3 separate regions of the Mus musculus genome follow, and all the other regions are linked to region 1. The links are chromatin loops, found by intact Hi-C in ENCODE. Cell type or tissue: left cerebral cortex. All regions are shown on one strand. Links, peaks and the distances in the headings refer to the core of each region. The heading gives the core; the rest is flanking DNA.

The links. Peaks named below come from ENCODE experiments on the same cell type or tissue, not always from the same donor. Only the 100,000 strongest peaks of a DNase experiment are listed, where the experiment ranks them.
Region 2: a loop joins it to region 1, with 2.3 times the contacts of the local background. A loop is called at or near these places in 3 of 42 quality-filtered maps.
Region 3: it touches region 1 in a loop (2.5-fold over the local background); 7 of 42 quality-filtered maps call a loop at or near these places.

The regions. Positions count from the first base shown.
Region 1 is chr19:45,541,793-45,549,706 of GRCm38, forward strand. Gm41856 (a long non-coding RNA gene) reads right to left here and starts at 3,241. Exons shown (of 2, transcript XR_001782646.2): 1 at 3,172-3,241; 2 at 974-1,878. It overlaps Gm19639 (a long non-coding RNA gene), which reads left to right and starts at 1,869. Exons shown (of 2, transcript XR_386758.2): 1 at 1,869-3,659; 2 at 4,309-4,554. In left cerebral cortex, for the core only: a CTCF peak has its summit at 3,408; DNase peaks (open chromatin) are centred at 2,493 and 3,386; H3K4me3 peaks cover 563 bases.
Region 2 is chr19:45,457,353-45,465,266 of GRCm38, forward strand. The region is part of intron 3 of Btrc (beta-transducin repeat containing protein); the gene reads left to right. Among named protein-coding and RNA genes, the nearest start is that of Gm19639, 82 kb to the right of the region's middle. In left cerebral cortex, for the core only: a CTCF peak has its summit at 4,002 (motif pointing left); a DNase peak (open chromatin) is centred at 3,553.
Region 3 is chr19:45,279,766-45,287,679 of GRCm38, forward strand. No RefSeq gene overlaps it. Among named protein-coding and RNA genes, the nearest start is that of Gm29595, 20 kb to the right of the region's middle. In left cerebral cortex, for the core only: a CTCF peak has its summit at 3,727 (motif pointing right); DNase peaks (open chromatin) are centred at 1,790 and 3,733.

The DNA.
Region 1 (7,914 bases), core at 1,279-6,278:
GCGGCGGAGGAACAAAGCAGCGCGCTCAGCGGGCGCAGGGGGCGCACGGGGCGTCCCGCCTGCCAGGACACGCAGCTGTGCACACACATGGCCTGCACACGCGCCAGCCGCCTGTGTCCTTGCACGGTGCACCTGCGGCTCTTGTCCAGGCACAACCCCAACCTCGCAGGGCCAGGCACACACACGTCCTTTACTGCCTCATGGATCTGGGTACATAGCTATCAGCATAAACTCAAGCTTAGAGCCACACGTACCCACGCCCCTCGGATTCGTGCACATTCCTGCAGAGACGGTTTACAAGCTAGGAGTGGTGGTGCGCACCTCTATTACTAGCACTAAAGAAACTGAGGCAGGAGGGTGGAGAGTTCCAGGCAACCTATGCTTTAGCCAGACCCAATTGAAACAAACAAGCAAAACAGGAAAGAGTCTGGGATGTCATTTAGTTGGTCTAGTATGTGCTTTCCTGGCAAGCCTGAAGCCCTGGGTTTGAACTCTAAAACTGCATAAACTAGGATGCTGGCACAGGTCTGTAATCCTTGCACTTGGGAAGTAAAGGAGCAAGGTCAGAGGTTCAAGGTCACCCTCAGCTACTTATCAAGTTCAAAGTCAGCCAGAGATACAGAAGAGACCCCATCTTAAAAGGGGGATGGAAGAGAACACACTTAGATTGCAGTGTGCGTGTGTTCCTTGTATGACTGCACACACACGGTACCGACATCTGGACGCGTACAGCAGAGATGTGTGTGCCTGTACACAGGCCTGGCAGGCTGCTCAGTATACAGGAGTCCAAACCTGAACACACAGGCAGAAGATGTCCGCAGCCGCATCAACAAATATTAACTGAGCCCCCGCCATGCAGGTGTCAGCTGGCACTGGCAGAGCTCTGATGATGAATAGGGCACCATCCCGTCATCTAAAACGCTAGGCTTGCTGGAGGGGCCAGACAAATGGCTATGAGTGAACGTGAGAGTGATTTGTGCTTTGACCCAATGCGTCGTTTATTATGTGGAAAATCAAGAGCCTTCCTGGAGGAGACGGCCGAAGGAGGGAATTTTCTAGAGGAATTGAGTTCCAAGCAAGAGATATAGCAGCAGAGGCATGTAGGGAGAAGCAGGGTTAGGGGGTGGGGCTTGGAGTCCAGGTGAGTGGTACCAGCGACAAGAGGAAGGTTTTCCCAGGTTCTGTAGCAGGGGGCTCAGGAGGACTGAGAGAGAGTACAGCATCATGTCACTGGATGGAAGGCAAGCAGGGCTCACTTCACGGACACCCTGTGCAATCCCAAGAAGCTCGAGCCTGCTATGTTAGTTCTGCTATCTCCATCACGAAACTCCTTATAACTTTTAAACAGGGTATCCTATGTTTTGATGGACCTTGAATATTAAGCAGCTAAACCTGGAGCTGGGACCCCTGAGGTTTTCAGGATGAGGTGGCACAGAGGTTTGGAGAGCAGTAAGTGGTGCCTGTGGCTTAGAAAAGGGAAAAGGCTGGAGGTGGAATAAGGGATGGGTGGACATTTAGGACCACTGCCTCCTGTGTCGATGCCTTTGCCACTCCCTTTACATAGCTGTCCTTCGGACTCCTCGGTGTGGCCCCTGCTCCTCCAGCACAGGGCATCCATCCATGTGCTCTTGGTCCACTGAATGAATCTGTAAATGCCTTGATAGATGTTCCCACAGGAGTCCACCTGTGACACAGAGACTGTCTGGCACCCTCAGGCACGAGGCCACTCCCACTGCCCTGCACGTCCAAGGCAGTTCTGTGGGTTTAACAGGTTTAATCTAGATGCAGAATGTTCTTGTCTCTGTGTCTTTGGGTATCTTCTTTGGAGTCAGAGCTGACAACAGTTAAGGGGGAGCCAGCAGGGGAAGGACCAGGACCCTGGGGTGGAGGAGTGGGGAGATTATGGTTTAAAGCATTGAGTCAGATGGCAGGCCTCAGAATCTCCCTCTGCTGCGTCCTCAGTGAGAGCCCTTCAAGGTGTCCCCACACAGGCAGGAGACAGAAAAGCCCACATTGGCACCTAGGCTCTGCCTTTGCCTGCTGTTTGAGAGGCAGGAACTCGAGGCAGGTCTGGATTGTTTACATCCACCCAGGGCTCTAAAATAAAGTGGGAGCTGGGCATCTCAAACAGGGTCGAAGAAGTTGGCAGATTTAAGAAAAGGAGGCACTGGTCCATTCCCCAGATAATGCAGACATGAGTTCAGATGCCCAGCCACCCCAGTTCTCATGCAAACAGGAAACCCCCACCCCCACCCCCACCCCCACTCCCACCCCGGGCAAAGTGTCTGGAAAACAGAAGCAAACACTGACATCCTGGGAGCTGGTGAGGAAAGGAGCGAGAGGACATAGAGAACTGGCCGAAGAAAAGAGACAGGGAGAAGTGGGGCCAGCTGACTACCGCACAGCCTTCCTCCCAAGGCTCCTTCTGGCGTGCCTGGAGCAATTTCAAATGCCTTTACTTTCTCAGAAACTGACTTCCTCCTAGGACCCACACAAGTGGCCCTCCCCTTGGGGTTTCTGCAGTGTGTTCAGGTCTCACCCCACCCCCATTTCAGCTGGCTTAACCACCAGACCTGTCAAGGTCTTGGCCTTGGGGAGCCTCCCACCCTTGCAAGGAGGCTTCAGTAATGACACCAAGTGGAGGATGGGAAGGGGGCAGAAGGGATGGGCCTCGGCTCTCTCTCACTTCACTTTTTCTGTAGCGTTATTGACCCGTCATTAGTTATCCGTCCAAGGTCGCCAGGTCTGGCCCAGCCATAAATCACCGCCGCTGGGGGGGGGGGGGGGGCGGGGGCGGGGGGGGGGGAGAAGTTGGGGGACTAGAGGAGCGAAGGAGTCAGTGCTGAACGCGGCCCGGAAGGGTAGCAGCAGACGTCCCTCAGGCTCATAGGGACCCGCCCCAGCCCTTGTGACCGTCCTTCTCGGCTCCCTCCCAACCCCGGGCTGCCCAGCGTGCCTGTCCCTCGGCCACTCTCTCCTGTCTCCGTCCATCTCTTTCACCGCTGAAGTGTGTTTAGATGGCTGCGCCAAGAAAAGGGTAACCAGATTGTCCTCGGTCATCTCCCTCATAGCTCTTCCAGGTTATAGCTTCCATCAACAAGAACAGAAATCCTGAAGGGGAAACTGAGGCACGGAGTCCTGACCCGAGATGAGTCTGAGAAGAAGTCTCACCCGATTCTCTCCTCGGTCACTTCAGTCCCTCCCTACTCCAGACGGATGCTGCAAGGGTCTCTCCGCCCTCAGAAGGGAGTGGATCTGCGTCTGCACCGGGCGGGACCTGCACTCGAGGAGCCGGACCCTTTCCCTAGCGCCCGGGTCCTAGAGGAGCGTGGCTTGGCCCTCCTCTCAAGAGCTCGCCCGGCTTAGCAGCGGACCTCTTCGCCGGTCCTCGCGCACCCTCTGCCGGCGCCTCTCAGGAAACGCGCTCGCTGTCCCCGCCCTGGATATTCCCGTCCCGTAGGACAGACGGAGGGCAGCCGGGAGCTCTGCATGCCCCTGCTTTTGGAACACTCCTTGCACCAAGATTCCAGAAAATTCCTTTGTCTATTCAAAACTGGAGGAGCGAGGACAAGAGAGCTGAACTTGAGGCAGGCCAGGCTCGGAGCATATGGGTCAGTCATCCATCACCTGCCACCTCCCTAGAGACCTTGGCAGGCCAGGTAGGTCTCTTCTGGTAAGGAGGGCCAGGGGGGTCCTGAGACACCAGAGCCTTGATTCTCTAAAGCAGTGGAGTAGGGCTTCAAGTCTTTAACCTATGGGGTGGGAAGCTGGGGTGTTCCCATAGGGAGGAGGGACAGTCCCAGGGTTCAAGGTTCTCTTTCTGGAACGGCCTTCTGAGAGTCCCCATTATACTGCTTGAGAGCACACAGCTCAGGGTTGATTCCTTCCCAACTTGGTGTTTGACTGGCCAGCAGGGAGGGTGGGCTGACCAAATTCAGATTCCCTGATCAAACTGAACTAAAAGTATTCCAAACAATGTCAAGAAGGTCAAAGGGATGAGACAGGATCCATCAGAGGCCCCGAGGAGCTGGGAGTTAGGAGAAGACGTGTCAGTGTCGCAGGGCAGGACTCCGAGGGCCCTGTCTAGGTGGAGCAGGCATATATTGGTTTGTCCGTGTGTGTGCTCCACTCTGGCAGGCCTCAGGAGGTGGCATTGCCTTTACTCCTTCTTTCATGATGGTGTACACAACTGGCCATTCTCTCTCAGAGCAGGAAACTCACGAATCAAAGCCCAGGTTTGAGCCAGACTGGTGGGGTAGCCTGTAAGACTCCACCTTCAGGAGGCTGTGTTGAATTCTCATTTCACAGGCAGCTGGGGCTACCATAGTGAAACCCAGTCTCAAAGCCAAACTGAACCCTGGTTTCAGGGCAGTCAGCGTCAACTCTCTCTGCAGATTTGAGGGACGAGAGGAAAGGAGGGGAGACAAAAGGCTCAGTGAGATCTGTGCGGAGCGGAACAAGGGAATCAGCTGGGCGGAATCACGGAGACCTGAGTGACATTCATCTCTGACACATGTTGCATGACTTGGGACAATAAAAAGAACCTCTCTGGGACATGTGTGTCTGTCTGTGTACAGGCATGTACGAGCACAGATGCCTGCAGTGGCAGCGGCTTTGGATCCCTGGGAACCAGGGTTTTAGGCAGTCGTGTGCTGCCTGGTGTGGGCACTGGGAATTGAACTCAGGGACCGGGACCTGATAGAGCAATACATGCTCTTGACCCCTGAACCATCTTTCTAGCCCAGGACTCAGGCTTTCCATCTGTAAAATGGAGCTGGGCGGTGGTGGTGCCCTTAATCCCAGCACTTGGGAGGCAGAGGCAGGCGGATTTCTGAGTTCAAGGCCAGCCTGGTCTACAAAGTGAGCAGAGGCTACACAGAGAAACCCTGTCTCAAAAAAACAAAAACAAAACAAAATCTAGCTGGAGACTGCATATCCACATGTAGGGCTGAGCTAAGTAGGGCTTGGTAAAACTGCTGAAATAAACCAGGTGTGTGGCACAGGTAGCTCAGGGCCCTTCCCCAAGTCTCCTTTTATAGCTTGCTCAGTATTAACTGGTCTTTCCAGCTTTCTAACAAGTCCCATGGGACCCCAAACTTCTTTTTTCTTGGTATCCATGTCCCATGAATAAATTTTTGAAATGCCATTTTGGGAAGGAGAGACACGCTTTTTTTGGGAAGGGTGCCACACAATCAGACCACTCTGCTTGCTCATGTCTGTGTGCTGGAAGTTTCTGCAGAAGCTGTCTGCACGGGTATAACTCTTGGTTAGTGCTCACAGCGACTCCATCCAGGTTCCAGGCTCCACAGATGCACACGCCACACACTGAAGTGCTTACAAGGATCTGATTCCATGATCAGCCGCAGAAGAGACGGAAGAGTCTGGAAACTGGGAGCAATTATTGCCCTGGGAAATCTGGAGGGCAGGGAGCTGTGTGAGTGGAGTCTCCACACCTCCCCCAGCTTCACCATTACAGGAGCTTCCTAAGGCTCCCCTAGGCTTTGTGCATCTCCTCTAACTGCTACACAGTACACGTTCACACTCTTGGCCCTTTCCAACAGCCGTGGTGCAGGGCAGAAACTCAGGTCAGGTTGCCTGAGCTCGCTACTTAGGGCCCCACAGGCTGGATTGAGAGTCCTGGTTATCCTGGGATCCCAGTAGGGCTCTAAAGAAAAAGTCCTCGCATGCCCACGTTTGTGGCTGGCAGCATCCGTTCCTGATGGCTGTGGGGACTGTTTCTTGCATCAGCACCACTGCTCCTTGAGGCCCCCAGAGTTCCTGCTCATGCTTCAGATCTCTCGTCCACCGCCCTTCCACCTGCCACCAACCAGAGGCAGCTCTCCTTTTAAGGGGCTTGTATGGTTAGATAATGTCCCCTTTGCTATGTAATACAATATAACCCCAGGGGCTAGAGAGACAGCTCAGCAGTTAAGAGCACTGGTTTCTCTTCCAGGGGATCCAGGTTCAGTTCCCAACACCCACATGGCAGCTCACAAATGTACATAAAAATAAAATCATTTAAACACACACACACAAGCCGGGCGTGGGGGCGCACGCCTTTAACCCCAGCACTTGGGAGACAGAGGCAGGTGGATTTCTGAGTTTGAGGCCAGTCTGGTCTACAAAGTGAGTTCCAGGACAGCCAGGGCTATACAGAGAAACCCTGTCTCGAAAAACCAAAAATCAAAACACACACACACACACACACACACACAGAGAGAGAGAGAGAGAGAGAGAGAGAGAGAGAGAGAGCTCACACCCTAGAGCAGAATGCTCTGCCCACTCTCTAAAGGCCAGGTCCCTAGGGACCATGCTCACCACTCCCAGCCTCTCAGGTATACACATCCTTCTGTCCCTAGTTCCAGACCTCCCAATCTATGTGGAGCACTGGACCAATCACTGTTCATGTCTGATCATCAGTTTCTGCATAAAATTGGCAGGCCTTGTGCCTAACAGAACAGGATGTGAGCAGCAGAGGGGACTGTGCTCCTTTAGACTGGAGCCTCCACCCAGGGAGGTGCAGGATGGGGGACCTCCTAGTGAGACTCCACCCACAGCCCAGCCCAGCCCAGCCCAGCACAGCCCAGCACAGCACAGCCCAGCCCAGCATAGCCCAGCCCAGCACAGCCCAGCACAGCCCAGCCCAGCATAGCCCAGCCCAGCATAGCCCAGCCCAGCATAGCCCAGCCCAGCCCAGCATAGCCCAGCCCAGCCCAGCATAGCCCAGCCCAGCCCAGCCCAGTCCAGCCCAGCCCAGCCCAGTCCAGCCCAGCCCAGCCCAGCCCAGCCCAGTCCAGTCCAGCCCAGTCCAGTCCAGCCCAGTCTAGCCCAGCACAGCCCTGCACAAGTGTCCGTGTGTTGTTTCCAGACATCCTGATAACTGTACTGAGAGAGAGTGGTCAGAGACCCATGGTACCCACAGGAACCCTCGGACCTGGCAAGGTGGCTCATCTCTAGCTGAGGGAGTGCAGTGGGACAAGGATCAGAGGGTGACCAACTCTGTTTCAGTCTCACCTCCTCAGCTTACCCTGTCTGCCCGTGTGGCTCAGCCTCCGGGTCTCTAGCAGCCTTCCTGTCCTTCTAACCCAGCCCTGGCTAGCCACTTGTAGTTAATGTCAGCTTCCTGAGGCCTGTGAGTTCCTATCAGTCTTGGGAGCCCCCTCCTCCCCAAGGAACACAACCCCATCTTTCTCCCAGGCTCCCTCCTGCTCTCCCCAAGGGCCAATTTTAGTGCAGTACACAAGCTTCGCTTTGGGGGTCATCTCCCAACCAAGGCAGAGGGGCTGGAAGAAGACCATCCTGACTCCATCCAAGCGCGGGAGCTGGGTAAGAGGTGGGGAAATGAATATTAATTTATCATGATTAGGCAAATCCGGCAGGGAGAGCCGATTCAGGCGGAGGAGGCTAAAAAGATGAATTTCAGCAATAAAATTAAATAAGGACGGACGGGCGGCCCCTCCTCCCTCCCGCTTTGCTGATCTCTCTCTTTCTTACAATTTATGAGGCCAATTATGAAGATGGGGTTGGAAGTTCCTGGAACTTCACTAAATGCAAACGGCGGTCCCTGCTGTTCCCATCAAATTAATTAACCGCGCGCTATTGATGGCCGCTCAAGGCTGACGCAAGCGGTCCGCCCTGCGGTCTCCACCATGGACACAGGGACCCAGAGCTCCGAGTCCAGTCAGGACTCCCCTACCTTTCTAGTCCCTGACCAGCACAACCAGGGTCCCCTGACAAGCCCACACACCTGCCTGAGCCCCTGGTGACATGGGGACTGTACCCAGAGGCTAGCTAGAGACACTGGTACTCACACCACAGCTACAGGGCCCAGAAATGTGTGGTAGGCACACAAACAAGGGACACCGGGTGCATACCCAGGGAACCTGCACTCATACAGTGATGGCTGGGTCGCAG
Region 2 (7,914 bases), core at 1,762-6,761, 84 kb before region 1:
TAGGGGAGAGAAAAATACATATAAAGCCCTTTTCCTGAGGACTCTGTGTCCTGCTCCCCAGAGGTAACTTGTAAACTTGTGAAAGTTCAGGCCCCTTTTTTTTAATTATTATTTTTCATTAAAATATCCAAAATAGTGAATGAAAAAATGTCCTCACTACCTGTAAAATCCTGTAATACCTTCACTGTGTTTTAGACAGTGAAGGTACAGAACAAGTCACTAAATTGCTTATTGATTAAATTATTATAGGTAGAAAATAACTGTTACCTAATCATTTTTAGTATAAGATTGTATTAAATGGGTAGCAGTACAGATAGTTTTAGTTGGTTGTGTCTATGGCCTTCGTTCTAGGACTTAGAGCAGAGATGTGGTTTGTGTTGGCTACCCACAATGCATTTATTTATTTCATTTAATGCTGCGATAACTCTGCCAAGCTGGTAGAGGTGATGATACAGTTTCCAGTTTACTGATGAAGCAAGTGGAGGCTTGAAGAGCTTAGACTTAACCAGAGCTGCTCATTGATTTGGAACTCTGACCTTGCTATTTCCAAAGAACTTCTACTTCAGCCTTAGGGTCTGGTTTTCATAGCTTTATCCTAAAGAGAAAGTACATGAAAACATGCCACAATTATTTATTTATTTATTATATGTTAACTCCTTTTCAGATAGGCAGTTTCCTAATTTTTTTTTATAAAAATAATTGTTTTAAATAGAATTGAGTCAATACAGGAAGCTTTCAAAACAAACAAATTGATGTCAAGACGATTCGTTTTAATTATTTGGAGATAGACACCAGATCTGTATGCGAAATCAATAGAGCGATATTGCATAAGTAAACTTGGAGATGGAAGCGCTATGTCCACTGCACAGAGGCGACTGTCAGAAAGCAATGACACAACAAAAAGTTTTGGCAACTTTATTTAAGCTAACAAACGAATTTTCACTCTGCAAAGTTATAAATTAATTTTAATAGGCTGATCCAGATGGTCCATTTGGAAAATGGATAGGCTGATCTGTTGAAAATTAAACTAAATTTATCTCTCTCATACTTCAAACTGAAGCAAGAGAGAAAACCGTGCCTATTAAGTCCAGCACATACAGATGGACCAGCAGGTCACACATGGGACTAATCTGATTCATTTTAAAAATAAATGCATACATTATTGAATCATTTTCTACTTGGAAGAAGATCTGTTGTGTACAGTACTTAAAAGAAATTTGATGTTTTCTCCTCGTTGCTGTTTTAACAGGTTCGCTTCTCCCTTTCCTCTTTAATTTACACCCCCCCCCCCTCAATTCCTCCAGAATGATGTTTCTAATATCTGTCATTGAGTGTTGAGATCCAAGCTCTGGAGATTAATTAGGTCATGAGGCTCCCCCCTCCCTTCTTTGTAAAGGGTTTTATCTCCATTCTCTTTGTGAAGAGCATGAACTCAGTGTTCTTGGAGCCTTTAGAATTGGGGAAGTAGGCGATCCTCCTGGGGCCCTCAGAGCCTTTTAGCTTCTGGGTGTTTTAACAGCCCCATGAATGCAGATTTGTAAATTTATTGCAGCGCCATCTGGTTTTTTGCTCGAACCAGATTACTGTTGGCTTGTGTCTGTCTATTGTGGTGGTCACTCCCTGGGAGCTTGCCCTCTCCATCTTGGGAAAGAGTGATGAATAGCAGGGGTCAATGGAAGCGGGTCACAGGGCAGCTGTCCGCAACCGCCCTGAACTTGATTACCCCGCTGCTGATTTTTTTTAAGGTAGTACATAATACACAAGCTGTTTAAACTCCTCTTTTTCTCTGTTGCATCTGACAATAAGGAAACAACGTTTGCTATTTTGTTTGTCTAGTGTCGAGATCTATAGACAAAAGGATGTCAAGGCCAGCCTAAAGTGACTGTGGCTTCATGGGGTCAATCTCTGAAGTTGAAATTCACCTGCACATATTTCTGATAAGCTTTCAGGAATCTCTTACCCTTAAATATAAAAAATTCACTTGAATTCTAACAACCTATTATTGTTACAACTAGACTGTAGTTTATATAGATTATTCTCAGGCAAAGGATTGCCATTGTTGTTGGGACATGGCTACTAAATGGGTAATTTGAAAAGCCATTTTAATATTGGAGGAGCTGAAAGAAGGGTTATTGCTATAATTCTTAGAGACATTAGAAGAATAATGGAATATCAATATAAATATAAATAACTTTATGCCAAAAATTGGCTAGATAAAATGGGCAGATTCTTTGAAAAACAACTCACAGAACAAACACAAGGTAAAAATTATATCTGTTAAATATAATGTTTTTCTTATCACAATGCTCATATAGTTTAACTGGTGACTTAACAGATATAATGGCAATCTTTTACTTTAAACCCCCTCTTAAAACACAAAAGAAAAGAAGACTTTGCCATAAAAGCGCTTCCAAAACTTAATGGAGAAATTACCAAAAGTAGTTAGTGAAGGAGAAGGCTAGAAATATAACTCCTTTTGTCATCATTTGGCACTAGGTGTGAACTTTAAAAAAATACTATATACACACAGTTTCCTTTCTACTTATATTCTCCTAAAGTGTGGAAACCGCAGTCTCTCTTTTATAGTTTTTATACCATGAGTGATGGAGGCAAAGGACTTGCGAGGCCTCTTTGCTGTTTGAAAATGTAGCATTGCCACATGCAACTCTTCTTTGCTCACATTAGCGCTAATAGGCTCTGTCAGCTCCCCCTTTCTCTGTAATTGAGTAAATTGTGGCTTTTGCCTAATTCTTCTCCTGCCCTCCACCCCCTTTGTGTATGTGTGTGCACTCACCATCCTGAGAGCGTGGGCAGTGATAAATAAAGCATTGAGTGGAGCGCTCTCAACTCTTTGAAAGCAGCATGCTGCCAGCCCTCTAGTTATATTTCTTTGCGTGTTTACATTTTCCTGTATTCTTTCTCTTGTGTAGCTGGAACCCTGGGGATGCAAAGCCATGAGAGAGGCCAGGAAGCTAACAAAGTAGCTGTCTCCTTGTTAGCTTGTTCCTTTATTCTCTAAAAACAAGATAAAAACCATCTGGCTCAGGGCGTTACATTTTCCTCCCCTGTGCACCTCTATAGATGGAGACTTCACCTGCAGTGAGGGTTTACATTGATTAGGGAGGGAGCAGTAATTCAGGCCTCAGTCCTCTTCAAGGATACCGTGCAGTCTGTAGAGGTGCTGACCCACGGAGTTAAACTGTCAGGGGAGGATAAAAAGTGTCTTCCTCCCAGGAGGTAACAGCTGCCAGGTCTTCAACACCTTGCATGCTGCTGGAAAAAGAAAAAAAAAGTCACATTTGTCAGCGGAAAGAAAAACGATTCTGTTGTCATCTTCTGTTAATGACTGGACCTTACAAAAGGAACTACATACGTCTTTTGGATGGAATAAGTAACTGTTTTCCTTGCCTGAGATTTTCTTTTCCCCTGATAAAAATCCCTGCATTGTTGTAAACATCAGCATGGAGGGAGAGCGTTAACAGAGCCAAGGAGAGTGGGATGGCGTTGTCTCCTCTACAGTTGGGCAAGTAGGCGGAAGATGCACAGCACAGGTGCAGAAAGTGACATCAGAGTGTCTGTTGACAAAACAGCCACAGAAGTTCCTAAGCCACAGGCAGGCACCACGGAGAAGAGGAGAAGTCGCCAGGCTCTGTTCTTTGGAGGACAGTTTGTTGATGTTGCTTTTTCAGGAGTCACTTCTCTATAAAAGCATGAAAGGAATTGAACCCCACAGAATTCACCTCCTTTCCCGGCTCCAGTGTCGTGTGTGACGGTGTTCTCTTCTTTCTGATTTGATTGATGAGGGGGAAAGGTTTAATGAAGTCCCTGCTATCAGGCAGGCAGTTTTTTCTTGTATTTGTTTTAGGTTAGTCATTTTAATTGTACTGAGTAATTAGAAGGTACACACAGCCAAGGGAGCTTTGTTCTGATAATTGCTCAAGAAACTGGTTCCCTATCCTCCTTCGCTTTCTATTAAGACACTTCTCCCTCTAGTGGCAATAGTAAGCGCTTTGGCTTGGCAGTAGGCAAGGTGTAATTGCAACATGACAAACTATGCTTAAGGGACCTTCTTGTAAATACTTTAGGGTTCAGCATTGTTTCATTATATATGTTTTACCCTTTGAAACTTCCTACCTCCTCTTTCTTCTTCCTGAAGTGCTTTGGGCTTTGGATTAAAAAGAAAAAAAAATTCTGCCTGGGATGCTTGCTTATTAAAAAAAAAGAAAAACTAACCACAGTGCATTCTGGGTAATGTTTTGCAGCTTGACTTAATTTTAGTCATCTGTTTTAATTACCTATTTATAAAAATGCTTTTGCATTTGTAGACATTATTTAATACTTTGGAAGAAGCACCTCATTTGAAATAAATAAATAAATGGTACATATTTTAAATAGTCTATGTAAAAAATCCTAAAGGTAATTATTGTAGGTCTCTTAAGTAAGACAAAAGTGATCTTTCTGAATCTGATGAAGTGGTTTTTTTCTGTAACTTCCCACGTCTGTTGGATTCTTCAGAGCCTAATAACATTTTTTTAGGGGGCTGGGGGAACAAACAAACAAACAAAAAAAAAAACCATGGCTAGCAATTTGTGTCTAGCTACAAAAACCCTTTTTCAAAAAAAAAGCAATTTAATAACCAGCTTTCTTAAAATTACTTTGAGGAAAGAAGACCGTATAGGGGGTTAGTGCTTTGTTTTATTTTTATTTCAGTGTAATCATTCTTTGATAAATTGTGTAATCACTGACTTAGTAGAAAACATATTATTGAACTCCTGGGTTGTAATGACCATAAAAAGTGTATTTTCATATAGAGAGTTGAGATACTGTGAATAAATTATAAAGGAAATAGCTTATATGCTGGTCAGAGTCCATATGGACTCAATTCATTTTGTGTTCGATGCTTAATCTAGATGTACCATTTTTAAAAAAGAAAAAGAAGAAAGGGGGATAAAATTCCTATTGTGCCCAGCTGCACACATTATAAAAAAAAAATAAAAATCTGTCCTCTGAACACCATGGAAAGAAATCAGAGCAGCAGTTCTCGGTGGGGGTTCGTGGCCCCTGTGGGAGTTAGAAAGCCTTTCATAGGGGTCGGATATCAGAGATCCTGCATATCAGATATTTGCATTATGGTTCATAATAATAGCAAAATGACAGTTATGAAGTAGCAGCAAAAATAATCTTATGGCTGGGGGTCACCACAATATGAGAAAGTTGGGAACCACTCCATTAGAGCTGTGTGTCCTGAGCGGGACGCCGCACCATCTGGGTGGCGCTCGGCAGGCCCAGTGCCAGCCTCTCTGGAATTGTTGGGTACTTTGATTTTTCCAGCCCATGTTCTTGCTTGGGACATGATTTGCTGTTACTGTATATCTAAAGGTCCCTGTTTCCCTACCGTACCCCAGTCACTAAACACTTTCATTATACTTTATCTTGTTTTGCTATAGGGCTGTTGAACAGATTTCTTAAACAGCTTTTTGCAAGGTTAAAAGAATGCAGCCTGGTAACAAGTTTGTGTCATTTTAAATATATACCTTCTAGTAAATAAGGAGAGACCTGGCAATCAATCCCTTTTAGTGTGTTATATGTTTCACCTGACAACTAAACCTTCTATTGATTAGCCATTACTTTGTTAGATAATCCCATGTCATTGAATCCATTGTAAAAAATTAAACTCTTTAAAATGTTTTACCCTAGCAGCAGTGTGAAAATTGAAAACTTGTTCAGAATTACAGCCTGCTTTCACAAAGAAGGTAGTTTTCAGCCAGGCATCTTACTGGTTTATGCTTATGTTCTTTATATGCAATATAAAAACGTATTAAAGTACTCCAACGCACACTCTGCCTCTGGTTCAGCAATGAAGCTACCTTCTCAGATGTTGCATGGGGACAGAGCCTGCCTTGCCTGCAGCTATTATATTCACTGGTTTGATTCAAAGTGGAAGGAATCTTATAGTCATAAAGAATTGTTTGAGGCTTTTTACTACGGAGTGGTCAAAAGACTGACAAATTTTAGGCTTCTGGAAGATAAGCAAAGTCACATACCCACTTTACAGATGGATTGTCAAAAAACAAGTCTATATCCCTAGCAGCTCTCTGCTGGAGGAGGTCTTCTGACTCTGCCTGATGTTCCCCCCGGGCATGAAGGAGAGGGAGGTTTGAATGAAATAAATCACTCTAGCCCTCATGAGTTTCTTTGTTTTGTTCTTTGAGACAGGGTCCTAGCTGGCCTGGGATTTACCTTGAAGCTCAGGCTAGCCTTGAACTTGAAACAGCCCTCTGCCTCAGCCATTGCAGTCTGTCATTTCAGGTATGAGGCACCATATCCAGCTCCCTCCATAACTTAACACAATTCATTTGTAGGCACTTGTTTATGTGCACCTGTGGAGATGCCAGGACAGCCTGGACCCTGTCTCCTGGGCTCCTCTTAGGATTTGAACTGGAGCTCTGGTAGTTAGGCTTGGTGGCAAGCCCCGTTAGCTACCAAGCCATCTCAGTGTCTCCCTCTAAAACTTGGTTAAGCTTTTCCCTTTTCTTGGCATGTGTCAGCCATCAAGCTATATAACAGCCCCTATGACTTTGTTTTTATGACTCTGATTTCTTCTTTCTTGATTGCTTTTGGTCTTTTTCTTGCTTTATTTTAATAACTTTGACCTTCAAAGTATGTTGAATCGATGTGATGAACATCTTTTCCTTGTCCCCAGTTTTGTGACATGGGGGCAGGAGTGCTAGTGTTAAGTCTCTGATCATCAAGCACAGTGCTAGTTAGGGGCTCTAGATAGCCATTACCAGACTAAACAGTTTACCTTTAATTCCCAGGCGTCCAGCCATTTTAAAAAAATCTATAAGCAGGTGTTTAATTCAGTTAAAGATTTTTAAAAAGATAAGTATGTGCATGTATGCGCTTGTGGAAGTGTGTACACACGAGTACAGGTCCTGTCAGAGACAAGAGGAATTGGAACCTTTAGAACTGCAGTTTACAGGCAGTTGTGAGTCTCCCAGTACGGTGGGAACTGGGAACTGAAGTCAAGTAGTCTCTAAGAGCACTTTTAACTGCTGAGTCATCTTTCCAATCCTGAATTAAACACTTCTAAAAATCTAAAATGTCATCTGTAACTCTGCTCCCTTATTCTGCTACTAGTTTAGTTGACTCTATTAAGAATTTTTCTTGCCAGACGCGGTGGCGCAAGCCTTTAATCCCAGCATTTTGGAGGCAGAGGCAGGTAGATTTCTGAGTTCGAGACCAGCCTGGTCTACAGAATGAGTTCTAGGACAGCCAGAACTACACAGTGAAACCACATCTCAACAAACAAAAACATTCTCTCTATGCACTTAAGGGATATTGGTCTGAAGCTTTCTTTATAGTGACTTTGGTAGAGTTTGGTATTAGGCTTATGCTAGTCTTGTAAACTGAGTTTGGAAATGTGGCCCTATTCTGTGTCTTGAAAGCATTTATGTATGGTTACTGTTCTTTCTCAAAACTTAATAGAATTCACTAGTGAAAATATTTATATCATAAGTTTAATTTCTGAAAAATTTTATAGCAGTTTCAATCTCTTTAACATGTACAGCTTTTTGGATAATTTTGAACAATTTATACTTCTGTGCCCTATTTACTATTTGTTGACTTGTTTTCTTTGGTTTTGGTTAGTTTTTAAATTTTTTATTTTGTTTCTATTTTTAATTATGTCAGTGTGCATAGGTCTGGGGCTTACTCATGTCCATGCAAATACCGGCGGAAGTCATAAGCAGACCTTGGATCCCATGGAGCTAGAGTTACAGCAGTGAGGCACACAGTGTGGGGGCTGGGAACCCATCATCGCCCTCTGTACAGGTGGAATGTGCTCTTAACCACTGAGCCATTTCTGCAGCCTCCTGGGTGTGATTTCTCAAGACAGAATCTCAGGCACTGAAC
Region 3 (7,914 bases), core at 1,762-6,761, 260 kb before region 1:
TTTTTTAAAGTTAAGATTGATTTTATTATTTTATGTGTGTGAGGTTTTGTCTGTATGCATGTGCATATCTCTTGCTCTTGGAGTTCAGAAGAAGGTGTTGGATCCCCGGGACTGGAGTTACAGATGTTGTGAGCCTCCACGTGGGTGCTGGGGATTGAACCAGGGTCTTCTATACAAGCAGCAAGTGCTCTTAACCACTGAGCCAGCTCTCTATCCCCATTTTTGTTTGTTTGTTTCTGTTTTGTTTGTCTGCTTATTTTGAGACAGAGTTTCTTTGAGTATGCTTAGCTGTCCTGGAACTTGCTTTATATACCATTTGGCCTAAGATTAACAGAGATCCACCTGCCTCTGCCTTCCAAGCACTGGGATAAAAGGCGTGTGCTACCATGCTTGGTCCTATAAAGTGGCTTTAATGGTGAACATATTGGAGTGAAAACAAGACATTAATTTACAGAAACATATCAAGTGACTACTACTCTAGATAGACTATGGATGTGACGTGACTCAAGAGTCATGACTGCCAGGCATGGTGGCGCACGCCTTTAATCCCAGCACTCGGGAGGCAGAGGCAGGCAGATTTCTGAGTTCGAGGCCAGCCTGGTCTACAAAGTGAGTTCCAGGACAGCCAGGGCTATACAGAGAAACCCTGTCTCAAAAAAAAAAAAAAAAAAAAAAAAAAGGAGTCATGACTGATGCCAGCATCTGGGAGACTTGCTTTTAGCAGTTGCTCAGACTCTGGCTGGTCACTGTGATCCTTCAAGGCTGACAGCCCTGGGGCTGGGAGTGGGACTGCTTCAACTCTACTGCAAAACAAGCAAGGTTAGCAGTCTCTGATGTTTTGAACAAAGTGCAGATCTTGAGAGCTCAGCAAGTCTCTGATGAGCAAGCGGCAAAGCTTTGCCTTAGAGGGACTTAGTCTTAGCCTCCAAGGAAGAGTGGAATCTAAGGGAAGATTAAGAGGAAATGAGAGTTCTTCCAGGTAGAAAGAATGGCATAAAGGTCATAGTAATCAAGATGTATTTATGGGCTGCTGAGTTTTGGAAGCAAAGACCAGTGAGAGAAAAGAACATGCCAGATGTGGTGACAGGAGGGTCGGGAGTTCTTGGTCATTGGCAACTGCTTAGGGAGTTCAAGGGCAACCTGGGCTACTTGAAACCTGTCTCAAACAGAGTTGGTGATATAGCTCAACGAGGGAAAGGTGCCTGGTGCAGAGCCTGATAAACTAACACATGGAAGGAAAGAACCAATTCCCCCCCACACACAAGTTCTCCTCTGATCTCACATAACCATCCATTACATAAGCACGCACTCAATAGATAAAATGTTAAAATGCCCCTAAGCAGGGGAAAGGAGAGAAAGAAAGGAAGAAAATCTGTTTGGAGAGACTGAAAAAAATCTAAAAGGACCTGAGCCTTCATTTATGGGGTCATACCCAGCCTCAGAAAATCCTTTAGAAAAACGGAGGTTAGAAAATGAGGTGGTCCAGCAAGTTAAAACCCTTTCTGCACAAGCTTGATGACCTGCATTAGACCCCTGGGAAACCCCGCAGAAGGAGAGAAATGACTCTTAACTGTGTCCTCTGACCGCCACACATGCATGTTGGCACACACACACACACACCTTCAACTCACATTCACATGTACACACACACACACATGATCATAATGTGTAATGAATAAAAGAGAGGAAGAGGCTGGAACTGAATCTCAGTTAACAAAATGTGTGGGTTAAAGCCTTGGGTTCAATCCCCGGCATGAATAAACTAGGCAGCATGATGACTCACATCTGTAATCACAGATGTCAGCAGATAGAGACAGGAGAATCAGAGATTCGCGGTCGTCCTCAGCTGTGTATCAAGTTTGAGACTAGGCCAGGATACATGAGACTTGACTCAGAAAAACAAAACACAGCACAGACCAGAACAATAAGAAAACATTTTAAAGCCACGTGTGGTAGCTCATGCGTTTAATCTTGGCTTTTGGGAGGCTGAGGTAGGAGGACTAAGAGTTCAAGGTTAGCCTGGATTACATAGCAAGACCTTGTCTCAACAACAAGCAAAGCCTTGGGTTTGATAATGATGGTGATGGTGATAATGATGGTGATGGTGATGATGATGATGTCTCCTGGCAACACTTCCATGCATGCACATAGTACACTGGGGCTATTTTACCTCCTCTTACTCTCTCAGTCTCTCATTAAAAGCTCCTTTAGGGGCAGGGACTGGGGGGAGAGAGCTATACCTGCTCAGAGGAGAAGGGAAAGGGGGATGGGGAAAGGATTACGGAGGGGGCAGTGGGCAGGATGTAAAGAACAAAGTAAATAAGTAAAATAATACATACATACATACATACATACATACATACATACATACATACATACATCTGGTCTACTCTTGTTTTGAGACATTGTTTCTCTGCAGCCTTGCTTTGTTTTGAGACATTGTTTCTCTGTGTAATCCTGCCTGTCCAGGAACTCACAGAGATCTACTTGCCTCTGCCTCCGGGGTGCTGGGATTAAAGGTTTATACCACCTTCCCACAAAAACCCGTCTAGTTTTTTAATTTCTATGTGTATGAGTTCCAATTTGTGTATATACACCACTGCATACAGTGCCTGAGGAGGCTGGGATTGGGCAACAGATCTCCTGGAACTGGAGTTACAGATGGTTGTGAGTTAGCCACCATGTGACTTCTGAGACCCAAATTGGGGTCCTGTGGAACGCCTAACTGCTGAGTAATCTCTTCAGTCCATCACAGAAAGCTCTTGAGCAGGTGAGGAACGTGCTGAAAGAACTCAGCTGCTGCGCGTCTAGCACCTGGTTTAGGGGGGGAAATTCTTCCCTTGTCCAGTCTAATCCTGCTGGTCGTTCAGCCCTCAAATATTTATCAAAGGCTGGGAGACAGCAGACACTGCCCTGTGAATTCAATGATGCATAAAAATAGACTCCTCAGCTCACAATTCTCTAGCGAGCCAGAGACTAAACGCAAGAATCTCATCAACATCAAAGTACAAGTGTAGCGAAATCCTCGGGGAGGCGTCCCTGGCATTGTGAGCCCATTCAGGAGCGGGAGGGTGTGTGTGTGTGTGTGTGTGTGTGTGTGTGTGTGTGTGTGTGTGTGTGTGTGTGAGGGGGGGGGGGATGGGGGGGGCCTGGTTTAGTAGCTCAGTGAGGTTGTTCTGGGTTGAGAACTGGCATCAGAGTAGATTTTAGAAGGAGAAGGGATTAGACAGGTGAGGAGAAGGAAACACACTTTAAAGCAAGGACCCTGTGGCTGCCGAAGAGGCATGCAGAGCCCCAGGTGGAAAGTCTGGGTCTCTAAGGGAGTACAGGGGGTTGTGTTAGGAACAGACACTGGGGATCAGTAAAGGCCAATAGCCTTTAAAGATTTGGACCTATCTCCTGGAACAGACGGGTGTAGTAAACCTAGCTATGGTGGGAGCAGGTGATATTGTAAAAACAAGCTCCCAGGAGCTGTGGAGGCTCTTGAGTGGCTTCTCCGAAGCCTGTCTAAAGGAACGGTGCAGGAAACACGCAGCAGCTGAACTGCCAGGGGAGAGTCCGACAGAGGGTAAGTTGAGAAGGGCGAGCAAAAACTACGTCCATGCACAGCCGTGGTCTAGGGGAAGAGACCCTGAGAGGACCTATTAGCAAGATTCTCAGGCATCAGGGAAGAAAAGCCGGCTCCTGGAGGAGAACGCCCCACCTCTCAGAATCGAGAAGCTGTGGCAGTGACCGAGTTTGCCCAGGAGAGGGCTCCACCCTGGGGAAGATGGCTAAGTCTCAAGGATGCAGATCATCTCTGAGATCCTCTCCCAGAGAAATGATGTCCAAGAACAGGGCCCTGGGGACGCCCTGCCAGGCCTAGAGGAAAGGGAACTGGGGACAGCGGCTGGAGGCAGGCTTCACAGCACCACTTAAGGCACCTGAATAGAAAGAAGAGGGAAGGGGACCAGGAAGAGCACTGAGCCCCAGTGACCAGTTTATGAATCAGGGACAGAGAGGTGGCAAGTTTGGGTGATCCGCAAGCCAGGAAGGCCTATGGGTCCTGGGTCCCCATTCCCCAGGGGAAAGACACAATGGGTATAGTTTTGCTTCCTCCTGGATGTGGTGAGGAAAGGGAAGTGGAGCAATGGCCAGGATGATGGGAACAGAAATGACTGGAAGGAGACATCTTCCCCTCCTCTCACCCCATCCTTTTCTTTCCAAACCTCCCTGGACTGCAGAAAAATAAGGAGACGGGGAAAACGTCTTTAAAAGGATCTGGTATAGAGACGAGGAATTGGAACAGAGCCCCCATGAAGTTTTTCTATAGTTTTTATTTTGTGTATATTTATGTGTCTGAGTATTTGCTTGGAGGTATGCATGGGAATCATATGTATCTGGTCTCCACAGAGGCCAGAAGAGGACATTAGATCCCCTGCAACTGGGTTTACAGGTGTCTGTGAGCTGCTATGTAGGTCCTGGGTATTGAACCTAGGTCCTATGCAAAAGCCCCCAGGTCTCTTAACTGCTTAGCCATCTCTCCAATCACAACTTATCCTTTTTCTTTTTTCTTTTTTTTTTTTTTTTTTTTTTTTTTTTTTGACTTTTGACTTTTTGAGACAGGGTTTTTCTGTGTAGCCCTGGCTGTCCTGGAACTCACTTTGTAGACCAGGCTGACCTCAAACTCAGAAATCTGCCTGCCTCTGCCTCCCGAGTGCTGGGATTAAAGGCGTGTGCCACCACGCCCGGCTACTTATCCATATTTTAATAGTGTAAGGAGTGTTTATAGAGACCTAGGTTTACCTGAAAATGTATGTGGACATGCATTTCATCCTTTTTTTATTTTTTTTGTTTTGGTTTGGTTTGGTTTTTGGTTTTTCGAGACAGGATTTCTCTGTATGGCTCTGGCTGTCCTGGAACTCACTTTGTGCATTTCATCTTTATTCAGTCGCCCAGATGTGCTTGTTCATACACACCAACACACATGAACCTATGTAGGTGCTCACACCCACCCACTCATACATCCACATGCTCAGCATGTTACACATCTGTACTCTCAGCCATGCCCAACAGATGCAGCTGTTCACAGTGGTCCACGAGCTGTGTGTGTCATGAATACTCCCTAGTAGAGGTGACTGACTCTATACTGGTATGTGGAAATAATAGCAAATTCAGAGAGGCAACATGTGGGTAGGTGGAGGAGGCGTCCTAAGATGGGTTCTGTATATTTGAGGGTGTGCGTGTAGTAATGTGTGTGCATTTGGTCATGTGTTCATTCACTTAGCAAAGTCAGCGGGAAGCCACCATGTGCCAAGCCTTGAGCTGGATTAATCAACTACAAGCACTACTCCCATTCACTTTTTTTTTTTTTTTTTAAAGATTTATCCATTTATTATATGTAAGTACACTGTAGCTGTCTTCAGACACTCCAGAAGAAGGAGTCAGATCTCATTACGGGTGGTTGTGAGCCACCATGTGGTTGCTGGGATTTGAACTCGGGACCTTTGGAAGAACAATCAGGTGCTCTTACCCACTGAGCCATCTCACCAGCCCTCCCATTCACTTCTAATGGGCTCATCGAAGACAGGCCTTTAGGACACAGCTGGTAAATGTCCCTCTGGAGGTGGTCCCATGTGCCATGAAGGGAAGTGGGCACCGGGTTAGAGAATATCCTCCAGTGGAGTAAATAAAGATCCCAGACTGGAGAGCATCCTCCGGACATGAATCCCCCGACCTCAGCTGTACAGTATCTGCTTGCATCATTTCTAGTCTCTCACACGTAAAGAGGCCTGTAAGGTGAGCAGAAAGACTTGACTCCATATGGGGTATAGATCTCACCTGTGTAGCAACCTACTTCTTGAGGGGGCCTCATAATTGCGGTGATGATATGTATCCTGCAAGGATGTAGTAGTCACTGATTGTAGCATATAAAAACTACCACCTAATAAGAACTTAGTGGGTTTTTATTTATTTTATTTATTTTTAAAATTTTTTTTAAACTTTATTTATTTAATGTATGAGTGTTTGGCTGCATATATATCTGCCTGACTGAAGAGGGCATCATATCCCCATATAGATGGCTGCGAGGCACCATGTGGTTGCTGGGAATTGAACTCATGACCTCTGAAAGAGCAGCCTATGCTCTTAACCACTGAACCATCTCTCCAGCCCCTAAGTGGTGTTTTGTTTTGTTTTGTTTTGTTTTGTTTTGTTTTGTTTTGTTTTGTTTTGTTTTGTTTTGTTTTGTTTTTTGAGACAGGGTTTCTCTGTGTAGCCCTGGCTGTTCTAAAACTTCCTCTGTAGACCAGGCTGACCTTGAACTCACAGAGATTGCCTCTGCCTCTGCCTCTGCCTCTGCCTCTGCCTCTGCCTCTGCCTCTGCCTCTGCCTCTGCCTCTGCCTCTGCCTCTGCCTCTGCCTCTGCCTCTGCCTCTGCCTCTGCCTCTGCCTCTGCCTCTGCCTCTGCCTCTGCCTCTGCCTCCTCTGCCTCTGCCTCCGCCTCTGCCTCTGCTGAGCTGGGATTAAAGGCATCCACTGCCACTGCCGTCTTCGTGACTTAATCACATTCAGTACAAATAATTTCAGGAATCTATGAGATGACCTAAAACCAGTCCTAAAGTCAGACCCACAGAAAATACTAAATCTGTCCTACACTCTTTTCTATTCTAGAACGAGTACTTTTCACTGAAGATATCAGATCTATCAATAGATCTTATAACTACCCTACTCCATCTCTCCCAAAGAGTCAAAATCAGTCCTACTCCTAGCCAGGCCTGTAGGGACGGCCTCTCCCAGCTCTGGGATAAAGAGCTGTTTCTGGATAGCAATATTTACTTATTTTGGTTGCTCTTCCAACCATGTATCTCTCACTAGCTGCTGCTCCTTCTTCTCTTCCTCCTCCTCTTCTTCCTTCTCCTTCTCCTGATTTATTGGTTTATTTTATGTATATGAGTGCTCTATCTGTATGTACAACTGCCTGCCAGAAGAAGGCATCAGAACTCATTAGAGATGGTTGTGAGCCACCATGAGGTTGCTGGGAATTGAACTCAGGTCCTCTGGAAGAGCAGCTCTTAACCCAGCACTGAGCCATCTTTCCTGTGCCCAGGCTTCATTTTCTTCTCTCTTTCATGCAGGTGTTGTGGTGCCCAGTTAAACAGCCTCTTGGCTGATGTGCAGTGAGCGTCTTGCTGGTGTCATCTCAGGTTGGCCGGCCTGGTGTCCTTTCTCCTGCCACACTCCACACATTGTTTCACGCACCTGGGAGGCTTACCTGTATTCTTGTATCTTTCTCCTTGGCTTTGTGGTTGATGGAGAAACTGGACTACCCCAGACTGACTGGTTTCTATTTTAAACATTCTTGGACTTTTGCTGGACGACAAACTTGCATTTCCCAGGAGCACATTTGCTTGGGGGTAAAACATACATGTGCTCACTCTTTGAGTCTTTGTTTGGGTTTTGTTTTTTTGAGACAGGGTTTCTCTGTGTAATCCTGGCTGTCCTGGAACTCACTCTGTAGAGCAGGCTGGCCTCGAACTCAGAGATCCACCTGCCTCTGCCTGGGAGGTGCTGGGATTAAAGGCATGGCCACCATCACCTGGCTGCTTGTGCTCACTCTTAAGTACTGCTAGCACTGGTCTGTAGTGACCTTCCTGTCCCAGCAGTCAGTGCTGTCTGGTTGTCAGGCTGTTCCATCCTAGCCACTCTGGGGGGCATCTGATTTCTTTCTATTTCATAATGATAGTGTATATCACCTTTGGATCAGATGTTACACCAGGAACTTTGTATTCATAGTCTTTAATCCCTACAGCTCTAGAGAGTATTATTTTTCTCTTTAGTTCTTTCCCCTCTGAACATATTAAATCTTAAAAAAAAATACATTATTGTTCATTTGGGGGATTGAACGAAGAGCCTTCTTCATGCTAAGCACACACC